Regions from separate parts of the Homo sapiens genome. Here region 1 is linked to region 2. A link is an interaction called in ENCODE POLR2A ChIA-PET data of the cell type or tissue named here. Cell type or tissue: GM12878. All regions are shown on one strand. Links, peaks and the distances in the headings refer to the core of each region. The heading gives the core; the rest is flanking DNA.

Region 1 (5,386 bases), core at 289-5,288, 530 kb after region 2:
GTTATATTTTCTATATCTACAAAAATTTTCTCATATTTGGGTATATGTTATCTAAACCTTCCTTCTCCTTTGTACATAAACTTTATTTCTCTGTCAACTTTTCTTTTGATTCATTCCAACAGAGAAATGAGTCCTGTGCTGTTCTATTTTTATGTTTTCAAAGCAAACAGTTACCTTGAGTTATCTACACAGAGAGCCTCACATGGCTGTTCCCAAGCACCACACAGATAAAACCACCATGAAGCAAAGTTAAACCAGTGAATGATCATCTTCACAGAGAGGGAGAAATGGGACCAATCCTGTCAAAATGCGATGAAAATGTGGCCTCTAAAATTAGGTATTATTTTCTTCTGGATGTCAGGTTTCTTTTCCCCCTTCTAATTTCCTCATTTGAAATATAGTAGGAAACAAACAAACAATCCAGAGACAACCAATAGTTCCAGAATTTCTACAGAAATAGAATCCCTCTGTAGGAGTTTTAGTTCAATTTGATGGGACTATACATTCTTCATATAGTCTAAAATTTTCAGATGTTTATGCAAAACCAAACTCAAGACATTCAAGAATTATCTCACGAGCAAGATTTACCAACTGCTTCTCTATCCTTCTCATAAAGTGCCTTATGCAGCATGTCCGGAATGATTCTCTGCATCTGATGCAAAGCAAGAAAGATTCTAGATTTGCATTTGAATTGCTGGCTATTTTTAACTTTCTCAGAGTTTTACTTTGAGAGATATTTTACCTTTGTGGATGAGTTATGGAGTCAGGTGCTTGACCTTTACCAGCTTTCCAGTGAAAAATCCAATGAGGAAAAGACTTCAAACGTCTTACAAAACCAAACTCATTATTTATGAAGTCCTGAACTATGTCAGTGACATTCCCAGACACACATAGTGTAGTAAGGGCTTTATTTCGAGAAATTCCCAAATTGAATCCTCTTTAGTAAGAATCCTATGTGGACTAATTTTGTAAATGATTTCCAATCATAGAAATGCCTGTGAGTGATAGGATTCTACAAACAAACGGGCAGCATCAGAACTCACAAGCTGCTCTTTCCTTCCCCTTCTATAAGAGCCCTCTCTACACCATGGTGTGCAAAGGGGATTCTGTGGAATTAAAACTTGTGTGGTTTCTGGAACCCTAAATCCCCAGTCAAGCAGTCTGGTAAATAAAGATAAGGCATTTACTTGATTTCCCTAATATGGCTTTACCTCAGGGGACAGGGTAAGGAGGAGGGCATATATTAATCAAGAGGTTGTTTTTAAAAAACCTATTGTATATACTTAATATAGTTCTAGTCACCTGAGATTTATAAAAAACATCGTTGCTGCTTTCAATGAGTTTGCAACCTAATTATCTGGCTAAAAATTAGACTTTAAAATTTTAGTTGCATATTTTACTACTTGCCTATTTTTTTTCTCATCAGATAGATTTGTTGAAAACTGAAAATGAGCTCTGATGTCCAGAATCTTTTGGAGTTTTAATTTTACACTCAGGAAAACACCAAGATGACAAGGAATCTACATGTGGGACTCAGCTGACATTTTCCCTATTTAGTATAATGCTGGCAAATGTAAGCCAAAGCCCTCCTGTCCAGTATTATAAGTATCTTCTCTTTCTTTCCTAAGAAGTCAGCAGACTTGACATTTGACTGCTTATTCATTTCCTCCCCTCTCCAGAGCTGAAATTCTCACCCAGGATCATCTGTCACCCGGGCTTTGATGAGGAGGGGGTTTAGGCATTTGCTGTCTGAACTGTCAAACTCAAAGTCAGCTTTGAATGGAAGGTCCCACCATGTGCTTTAGAAAAATAGGGTAGTGGCTGTGGGCAGACAGCAGAGAGGAAGGGAGAGAGAAACATTCTGAAAGAGCATCTGATGTGGGCCTGGGAATATAAAGAGAAGAGGTGAGAGGACAGGTGAATGAGAGTTTAGTGAGCCCATGGCAGATCCAGGGCTTAATTATTATAAAATAATTCCCTGCAGCACTGTATTTCTGAGGTGTATGATTTTTTTGACCATGTGGGCATTTACCCTTTTTAGGTCAAACTGGACACTAAGAAATATACTATAGATATGATTGATTTGTTCTTTCAAGAAACACTTATTGAGCATTAACTACTGCCATGAACTGTGCTAGGCATTGAAAGTACTGTGATGACGATGACCTAGTCCTTAACCTTTCAGAGACTTACAGTTTAAGGAGGGGTGGAAGGAGGCAGATAAGTGAACCAAATATCACAGCATAATGTATTAAGGACCGTGGTAGAATTATGCACAGAGTATTCTTGCAACAAAAAGGAGAAACATATTGTGAAGATTAAGAAAAAAATCCAATCTTAAAAATCTGTGACATTTTTATGACAGTGACACATACACACTTTTGGAGAGATATACTAGTGTCGGGACCAGTTGCACTTACAGAGGAAGATATGAGAAATTACAAAATATTAAAGAACACATCCCCCAAAATTCAACCATTAGTTACCAAGCTTCAGGAATCGGAAATTTGAGAAGTTATTTGGTACAGAATGAAGCTCAGAATTGACCAAAGAAAAGGAAAGTTTAACCTATGTAGTAGATCAGGATTTGAGAGTTTCCCAATAGTTTAATTGGAGGTAGTGACATTTTTATTGAGCAATTAAATGAAACACCCTTTGGATTCAAAAATTAATGCTAAATCTAGAGTAACTGATGAGGTTAATTCCCAATTTCATGCACGTTGTGCACTGAAGTCATTTGTATGATCATGCATTCACCTGGTCAGTTTCTCAGGGTTTCAGTCAGCGCAGCCACAGACAGAGTGAAGACACTGGACATGTTGAAGCTGAAGTCTGACAAGGTACTGGGTTGAAGTTCTGTCCCAGGTATGTGAATTATAAAATTAGGTTTGGTATCTCAGAGAGGCAGACATTTTCTTTGATTTTTCCAGAATTGCTTCTTTCATTTTGGGCCTAATAAGCAGTGAGCAAATGTCATACATTTCAGGAAAATTGGTTTCTGGTTCTGGTCAAATGACTCTTAAATGACATCTATTGAATGAATTTGGAGACATGACATGCCAAGAAGTAAAAACTAAAGGGGACCTTTAAACCAAATCTTGCAGTATTATAATACATGCAATTAAAGTTTATAGTTTCATCTTAGATGATAATAGTTTAATACAAATAGGTCATAGGCAGTATGCACTAATTTGTGCCAAGCATGGTGCTAACACCTGGGCACAGGTTATTTCATTTAATCCTTGTGACCCCATGAATAATATACCATTACTACCTACATTCCTTCTGAGGAAAGGGAGACTCAGGCAAGACGCAGAACTGGGATTCAAACCAAGATATTCAGGGCTGTGAAACTGGTTTTCTAATACTCCATTATACAGCGTGTCTAGAAAGGGCTTTCTTAATTTGTAAATTTGCATTAATTCAGATTGTTTCCTGGGAGTTTGAGTGTACTTTTGTTTAGGGAAGGAGTACATGAGACATCTGTATTGTTCAAATATGAAAGAAAATTCTATTCTTTAGATTCTTCCTTTAAAAAAATTCTCCTAACCACCAGTAGCCTTCAGTCATCAAATACATTAAAGACAGTTAATCTAACATTCTATTTATCAGGAGTCTTTACAGCTGAATAGAGAGTAAATTTTGATAGCATAGTAGCTCTTTGACCTTGAGCAATTTGATTAACTTTCCTACTTTTGAGTTTTCTTATCTGTTCAATGGAAGGTATAATATCTACTGCTGAGGTATGCTGTGAAGATTAAATAACAATAGTAATGAGATAACTATTACTTTTTGAGCTTCTCCTCTGATCCAGTTACTCTAATGGGAAAGTGGTATATATTATGACATTTAAACTTCAACCCAACCAGGTAGTTATTACTGTCATCAATTACCACTGAAGAAACTGAGGCTCAGTAAGGTTTAAGAAACTTGCCCAACATCATGTAGCTATTTTTATATATAAAGTTTCGGTGCTGCAAAAGGAATAGCACTAGAATGTAAAATTTTCTTTTTAATTCTTAGCAAGACAAGTTACTTCTATAGAAGGATGCGCCCTTACAGATGGATCAATGGTGAGCGCACACTTGGACAAGGGAGGGGAAGGGGTCCTCATCCCTGACACACGTGGCCCCTGCTGCTGTGTTGTTCCCCTATTGGGTGGGGTTAGACTGCACAGGATAAACTAATTCCAATTGGCTAATTTAAAGAGAATGACAGGGTGGGTGCTTTGGCTGGAGTCGGAGCAGAGCAGGTAGCAGGTAATCAGAATGAGTCAGGGTGGAGAATGAGCAGGTGATCGGACTGAGTCAGGGTGTAGTAGGTAATCGAAAAAGGTTGCTTTATGAGGAAGTTAAGTTTAAAAGTAGAAGGCAAAGAATTGAACATACTGATATTAATTCTTTGAAAAGAAATTTAGAACTCATATCTAACAACATGAAGTAGAAAAGGTGAGATTCAAACCAAGTTTATCTTGTCTTAATGCTTGTGTTTGTCTCAGATGCTGCATCCTTTTCACATCACACTACCTCTTGACACTATAAAACATTCTAGAAATATTGGACATTATTATTTAAATCCAATTTGTACAATAAGATTATTCTATTATATTTTAATTAATTGAAAAAATGTATAAATGGTAGAGAGGTCACTGTTTAACAGACCATGAGATTGTACCATGCTGATTTTGAAAGTGTAAATGAATAGTACGATTATTGATTGTATTAACTGATTACTACTGCTGCACAGGCTACTGGGGCTTGTACACTTAGAAAGCCATACTGACCCCAATCATCCCTTCCAACTTGGTTTTACCATCCCTTTCCTCATTGCCAGGGGAGAGCAAAGAAAATATAGGACGTGTCAACATTTATAGTCATTTGTATAGGAGATCTGTGAAAATGTCCTTTTTGAAATAGAAGTCATCGTTTGGATAAGATCAAATTCAGACAAATTGAATTTTTATTTGCTTTGACATGGATTGGAATCAGTGATGTGATTTTTTTTCCCCCTCCTGTGCAGGCAGGGGAAAGAAAACCATCTTGATAAATTTCCTTAACTTTCTTGAAGGTGCTCTTTGGAAAAAGCAACAGAGTGTTATGACACAGAGCTCTGACTCTGAGGTTGAAAATCTTATACTTGGAATCTAATGCTACTAATGGATTTTGATGAAGGAAAACATTTAATTACCACATTGAATAATTTGTTCATTCGTTTGACAATTGCTCATTAAGTGCCTACTACATAAGAGACCCTATTCTACGTGCTATGAATACTTCAGAAAGTAAATAAAAATTCCTGCTTTCATAGAGTTTACAACTGAGGAGAAGGGAGATAGACAATAAAATCTTAGCATGTAATGTCCTGGGGATAATATGGTATGCTATGG
Region 2 (5,386 bases), core at 292-5,291:
AAAAAACCCCAAAATTACCCTAAGCTTAGCAGTTTATAACAACATTCATTACCTCACATGGTCTCTGTGGTTAGGTCTCTGGGACTGATTTAATTGGATGGTTCTGATTCAGGGTCTCTCATGAGGTTGCAGTCAAGTCAGGAGGCGGCCATCTAAAGGCTTGACTGGAACTTGGACGATCTACTTCTAAGGTCACATGCCATGTGGGCCCCTCCAGAGGGCAGTTTCAGTGAGGCAAGGGTCTCTAAAAGAGCAAGCAGTTCGTCTTCACAAGTAGCTCTTTTAATAGGTTCACATTCTGATCTTTTAGGAGCAAAAATTTCCAGAAGCAAGTAACGAAGTTTTGTTCTGCTTGTTCTAGTTTTGTTAAACACAGGTACGGGAAAGTATGGCTGGTCTCAGAATCATTTAACAGAAGATGGGAAACTATGTTTGGTTTTAACATTGTTCAGCACAGGAGCAGGGTATTATGTTGGCTTCTTTCTCAGATCTACGAAGGGAGGTATGGGATACTTGGCATATATGCACCCAGGAGGGACTGGTGACTGCAACTTTAGGGTTAGAATAGACTTCACAGAAGAGGTGTCATAGAAGCCGAGACCCATAGGATGAGTCAAACTTCCTTTCCTTATCTGTCTCTCTCTTTCTTGTCTTGTCTTGTCTTGCTTTGTCACCGAGGCTGGAGTGCAGTGACCCAATCTCAGTTTACTGCAGCTTCAACCTCCTGGGTGCAAGCAATCCTCCCTCCGTCACCTCCTGAGTGTCTAGGTCTACAGGTGCATCCCATCATGCCTGCCTAATTTTGTTCATTTTTTGTAGAGATGAAGTGTCACTATATTGCCCAGGCTGGTTTCAAACTCCTGGGCTCAAGGCCTTCTCCTGCCCCGGCCTCCAAAGTGCTGGGACTACAGGCATAAGCCACCATGCGTGGCCTAAAATTTCTGTAAGTAAAAAAATATTGGCCGGGTGCGGTGGCTCATGCCTGTCATCCCAGCACTTTGGGGGCTGGGACAGGGGGATCATCTGAGCTTAGGAGTTTGAGACCAGCCTGGCCAACATGGTGAAACCCCGTCTCTACTAAAAATACAAAAAATTAGCTGAGTGTGGTGGTGGGTGCCTGTAATCTCAGCTACTCAGGAGGCTGAGGCAGGAGAATCGTTTGAACCCTGGGGGTAGGGGGAGGGGGCGGAGGTTGTAGTGAGCCGAGATAGCGCCACTGCACTCCAGCCTGGGTGACAAAGCAAGACTCTGTCTCAAAAAAAAAAAAAAAATATATATATATATATATAGAGAGAGAGAGAGAGAGAGACAGAGAGAGAGTGCATGAGAGAGAGCAAGTAAACAAAAAACTAGGAGAACTACTCTTAACATAAAGAGACAATGGGTTGATGTTCTCAAAAGTGTATACTGCATAATAAATGAGATTAGTCTCCAGAAGAAAAATAAAGGACAAAATCAGACAATTCTCAAAAAATAACTGCAAAAATTAAATAAGGAAAGACATGAAAATGTCAACATACCATTTTGTTGCTTAGCAAATTGTAAAGAAGAAAAATTTTGTAATAAGCAATATTGTGTGTGAACAGTGAGAGGATCACACTCAGAAAGGGCCTAGTGGGAATGTTGAGTGGGCCACTGTTTCGGAAAGCCAATTTGGCAAAATGTATTATAAGCCTTAAAAGCGTTCATTCCCTTTGATCTAGTAACTTCATATTATAATAATTTAATCTAATAAAAATATTTATAAATTCAAATCAAGATATATGAACAATGATGAGGTGCTGTTTATTTTAGTGAGAAAGTGGAAAGAAACTCAATGCCCAACAACAAGTTAATGTTTAAATTTTTTTTTTTGAGATGGAGTTTTGCACTGTCACCAGGCTGGAGTACAGTGGCATGATATCATCTCACTGCAACCTCCGCCTCCCGGGTTCAAGTGATTCTCCTGCCTCAGCCTCCCGAGTAGCTGGGACTACAGGCGCGTGCCACCATGCCCAGCTAATTTTTGTATTTTTAATAGAGACGGGGTTTCACCATGTTGGCCAGGATGGTCTCGATATCTTGACCTCATGATCCGCCTGCCTCGGCCTCCCAAAGTGCTGGGATTACAAGTGTGAGCCACCGTGCCTGGCTGAATGTTTAAATTTTACTATGTCTATTGGATGGAATATTATGGAGCCATTGAAAGTGCCACGTTCTAGGATTATTTATTGAAAGCACTTACGATATAAGTAAAAAAAAAAAGATACATATATAGCGTAATCCAATTTCACTAAAAATATGTCTTTACATGGGTAGAAAAATGCCTGAAAGGAAATGGTGCAAACTTAAAAAAAAAAGCATGGTGTGACTATGAGAAGTCTATTTCTGCTTTATATCTTTCTGCATTTTATACAATGACAAGGTATTATTAGTTTTCTTCTGTTTTTAAAAGTTTCTGTATTGTAAAATATGACATAGATATTGAAAAATGCATTAAAAATTACAGTTTAATGCATTATTAGAAGTTTTATTTCTTGACCGCCACCTGTGTGAATAGTGAGGACTACTGTTCCAGTAGTAGTAAGGTTTAGTAAGTAGTAAGGATAGTGGTTATTATTTAGTAAACTAGTAATTTAGTAAGTAGCTTAGTATTTAATAAGTAGTAAGCTAGCAAACAGTGCGGACACTGGAGTAGCTGGTAAATGGTGGAGGTTCCTCACCATTCGCCAGCTTCTTCAGAAACCTTCCATGTTTCTTCTCCCAATCACACCCCGTCTGCCTACCCGCTGGGAAAAAGAACCACTATTCCAATTTTTATTGTAATTAACTCTTTGCTTTTTGTTATGGCTTATCGCCCAAGCATTCATTCTTAAACATTGTAATTTGATTTTGCCTATATCCTAAAATCTTTTAAGACTTTAAAAAATCTCCACATTCCCTTTTCATTCCCTGCCCCGCCTTTTCTGTGTAATGTACTTGTTGTATATATCAGGTCATTGTCCTATAGTCTGGATTTTGCTGAGCTCAGGCCCAGAGTGTAGTTTAAGGTATTTCTTTGCCATCTGTATTTCTTGCAAGCTGGCAGTTGAATCACAGATGTGATCAGAAGCTGACGGATAGGTGGTTTAGGACACATTTCTTAATTCAGACTCTAGAGCTCCCTCTGCTCTTGTCCTCCTGTCATTTTCCAAAGGCAGTGACTTACTTTCTGAGATCTCCTGGTTCCTTCCTGTTTTTTTTTTTTTTTCCTATTTTTCTAACCTATACTCTTTGGATTCAAATCCCAGCATTTTCTCTTCCATTTGGGAAAGGAGTTTGGGATAGTTAGATCCGAGAGTTTATGGGCCCCAAACTGCTTCAGTCTATGGGAAAAATGAAAATCAGAATATAAATTTTAAAAGTGGCCCAAGATAGCTACAGGTTGGAGATATGGCTAATAAAATCTAGGTTTATGAACTAAGCTGTACTCACACCTGCAGGGCTGGAGTCTGTCAAATATTTCACTGACTTGTGGTAATTACAACCTTGTCTATCAGATAAAACACAAAGGCAGGATAAAATCAATCATTCCTCTCCAGACTCCAAGGCCTACATGTTCGTTAAGCACATATTTGCTTTATCTTACATATAATGTCAATGAGCACCAATCAAAACCGTAGAACATCCCCTTTGCTTCACTACTCCCCTTCTCCCATTTTCTAGTAGCAGAACCTATAAATATTGTGTCTTGTATAGTCTACTCAGGAACACACTCTCAGTTAGCTCTGAGGTCTGTGTTTCCAGGGTTATTAGTCCTCAAACTTGGCCCAGAAACTAACTTTAATTTTCTTTAAGCTACAGTGCCTGTTATATAACCATTCCATCCACAAGTCCTGTCAAAACTCCCCTCTTACCCATTGCACGAATCCACTCTTAGAAGCGCAAAGCTCCTCTCAGTTTCAGTTACTGTTCTCAAATTGGCTCTCTGAACTTTCCAGTGAGTCCCATCAGCTACAGCTGTCCCTCAGTATGTGGGGGATTGGTTTCAGGACCCTCCAGACCCAGCATACCCAAATCTGCAGCTGCCTTGATATAAAATGTCATAGTATTTGTATATAACATATGTATATCCTCCAGTAAACTTTAAATCATCTCTAGATTGCTATAATAGCTAATACAAAGTAAATGCTCTGTAGATCATTGTTATATTATTTTCAAATTTTTTAAAAAATATTTTTGATCCATAGTTGTGGTTGCAGAACCCAGTGGATATGGAGAGCTGAGAGCACCTTGGTTTTCTTCTGTCAGTTGCCCTGTTGTTTCTCTCTACTTTCTCCTGTTGATGCCACACAGGTCTCGTAGCTATTGGTGGTTTGTCCCCACTCCCTCCTATATTTTGTTATAGTTGGCTATAGGCCTTTGGTTTTGCTATCTATTTTGTGCGCCCCCCCTTTTGTTTTCAGAATACACATTCTTCTCAAGGTCCATTTTTAAAATTAGGGGAATTCAGGGAAAAAAAATTTGCGACTGCTGTTGCCATGTTTCCACTATTTCTTCATATTTTATTTTTAGGCTAAAAAATGTTAGAATATTATTAAAATGCACGAGAGCCTATTTTGCTGGATTTGAGATTTTTGTATTGCTTTACTCTGATTGTAAGGAAGGATTGTGTTGAAAAGCCGAGGTTATTATGAGAGACAATGAATGTTGGAGGCATTCTCTGATGATTTAAAGAAAGAAGTCGGTCTGGAAGACATTATGTGTTATGAAAGAAAAGGTATGTGGAGTCTCAAAGGATGACACAAACTCCCATACAAGAGAGGATCTGACCTGACGAATTGTATCAGTCCCTGGAGAGGGATGTGTGTTTTTCTCCTGATTGTGAGTACATCATGTAGCTTTCTGGACAGATTCCCAAAACCTAAAGCCATGCCACCAAAAGTTAAGTGTGTTAGGACCATCTCCTTGGTAAATAAATACAAATGTAGATTTTCTCAATATACGGTCTAGCATAATGAAAAATAATTATCCTTATTTTAATATGAGAGTTCCTTTCTGATAAATTCAGAGAGTTTCCCACATAATAGTTACATTAAAAAAGGAAACATTGCAGTGAAGTACATAGGCAGGCACTATAATGCCTATTACAGAATGCAGAAAATAAATTCCTCATTCATTCATACATTTATGCAATCAACTATGGTCATCCAAATGTACTGGTTATACTATATCAGGTCATGAAAGTCAGTGTATAAAAACGTTGCTTTTAAAAAAGTAATTAAAATTAGTCTCAATGTTGAGATCCTGTTCTTTTTCAAGAGAGAAACAAATTAGTCAATTCTACATGTATTTCTATTACCCACAAATCTCTCCTGTCTCCAAGTCATTTCTGGCTAATATCTATTCACTTCAAAATGATCTGCTT

Evidence for each region. ChIA-PET counts read pairs that join two places held together with the same protein. Peaks named below come from ENCODE experiments on the same cell type or tissue, not always from the same donor. Only the 100,000 strongest peaks of a DNase experiment are listed, where the experiment ranks them.
Region 1: POLR2A ChIA-PET joins it to region 2 with 6 read pairs; 1 of 35 experiments calls an interaction of 5 or more read pairs at or near these places.

What each region holds. Positions count from the first base shown.
Region 1 is chr3:178,540,799-178,546,184 of GRCh38, reverse strand. All of the region lies in intron 1 of KCNMB2 (potassium calcium-activated channel subfamily M regulatory beta subunit 2), which reads right to left. All of the region lies in intron 5 of KCNMB2-AS1 (KCNMB2 antisense RNA 1), which reads left to right. Among named protein-coding and RNA genes, the nearest start is that of KCNMB2, 7.1 kb to the right of the region's middle. RefSeq lists a silencer at 552-601. In GM12878, for the core only: no CTCF peak of the experiment used is centred there; no DNase peak of the experiment used is centred there; H3K4me3 peaks cover 2,038 bases; H3K27ac peaks cover 3,621 bases.
Region 2 is chr3:179,074,970-179,080,355 of GRCh38, reverse strand. No RefSeq gene overlaps it. Among named protein-coding and RNA genes, the nearest start is that of ZMAT3, 5.9 kb to the right of the region's middle. In GM12878, for the core only: no CTCF peak of the experiment used is centred there; no DNase peak of the experiment used is centred there; H3K4me3 peaks cover 319 bases; H3K27ac peaks cover 625 bases.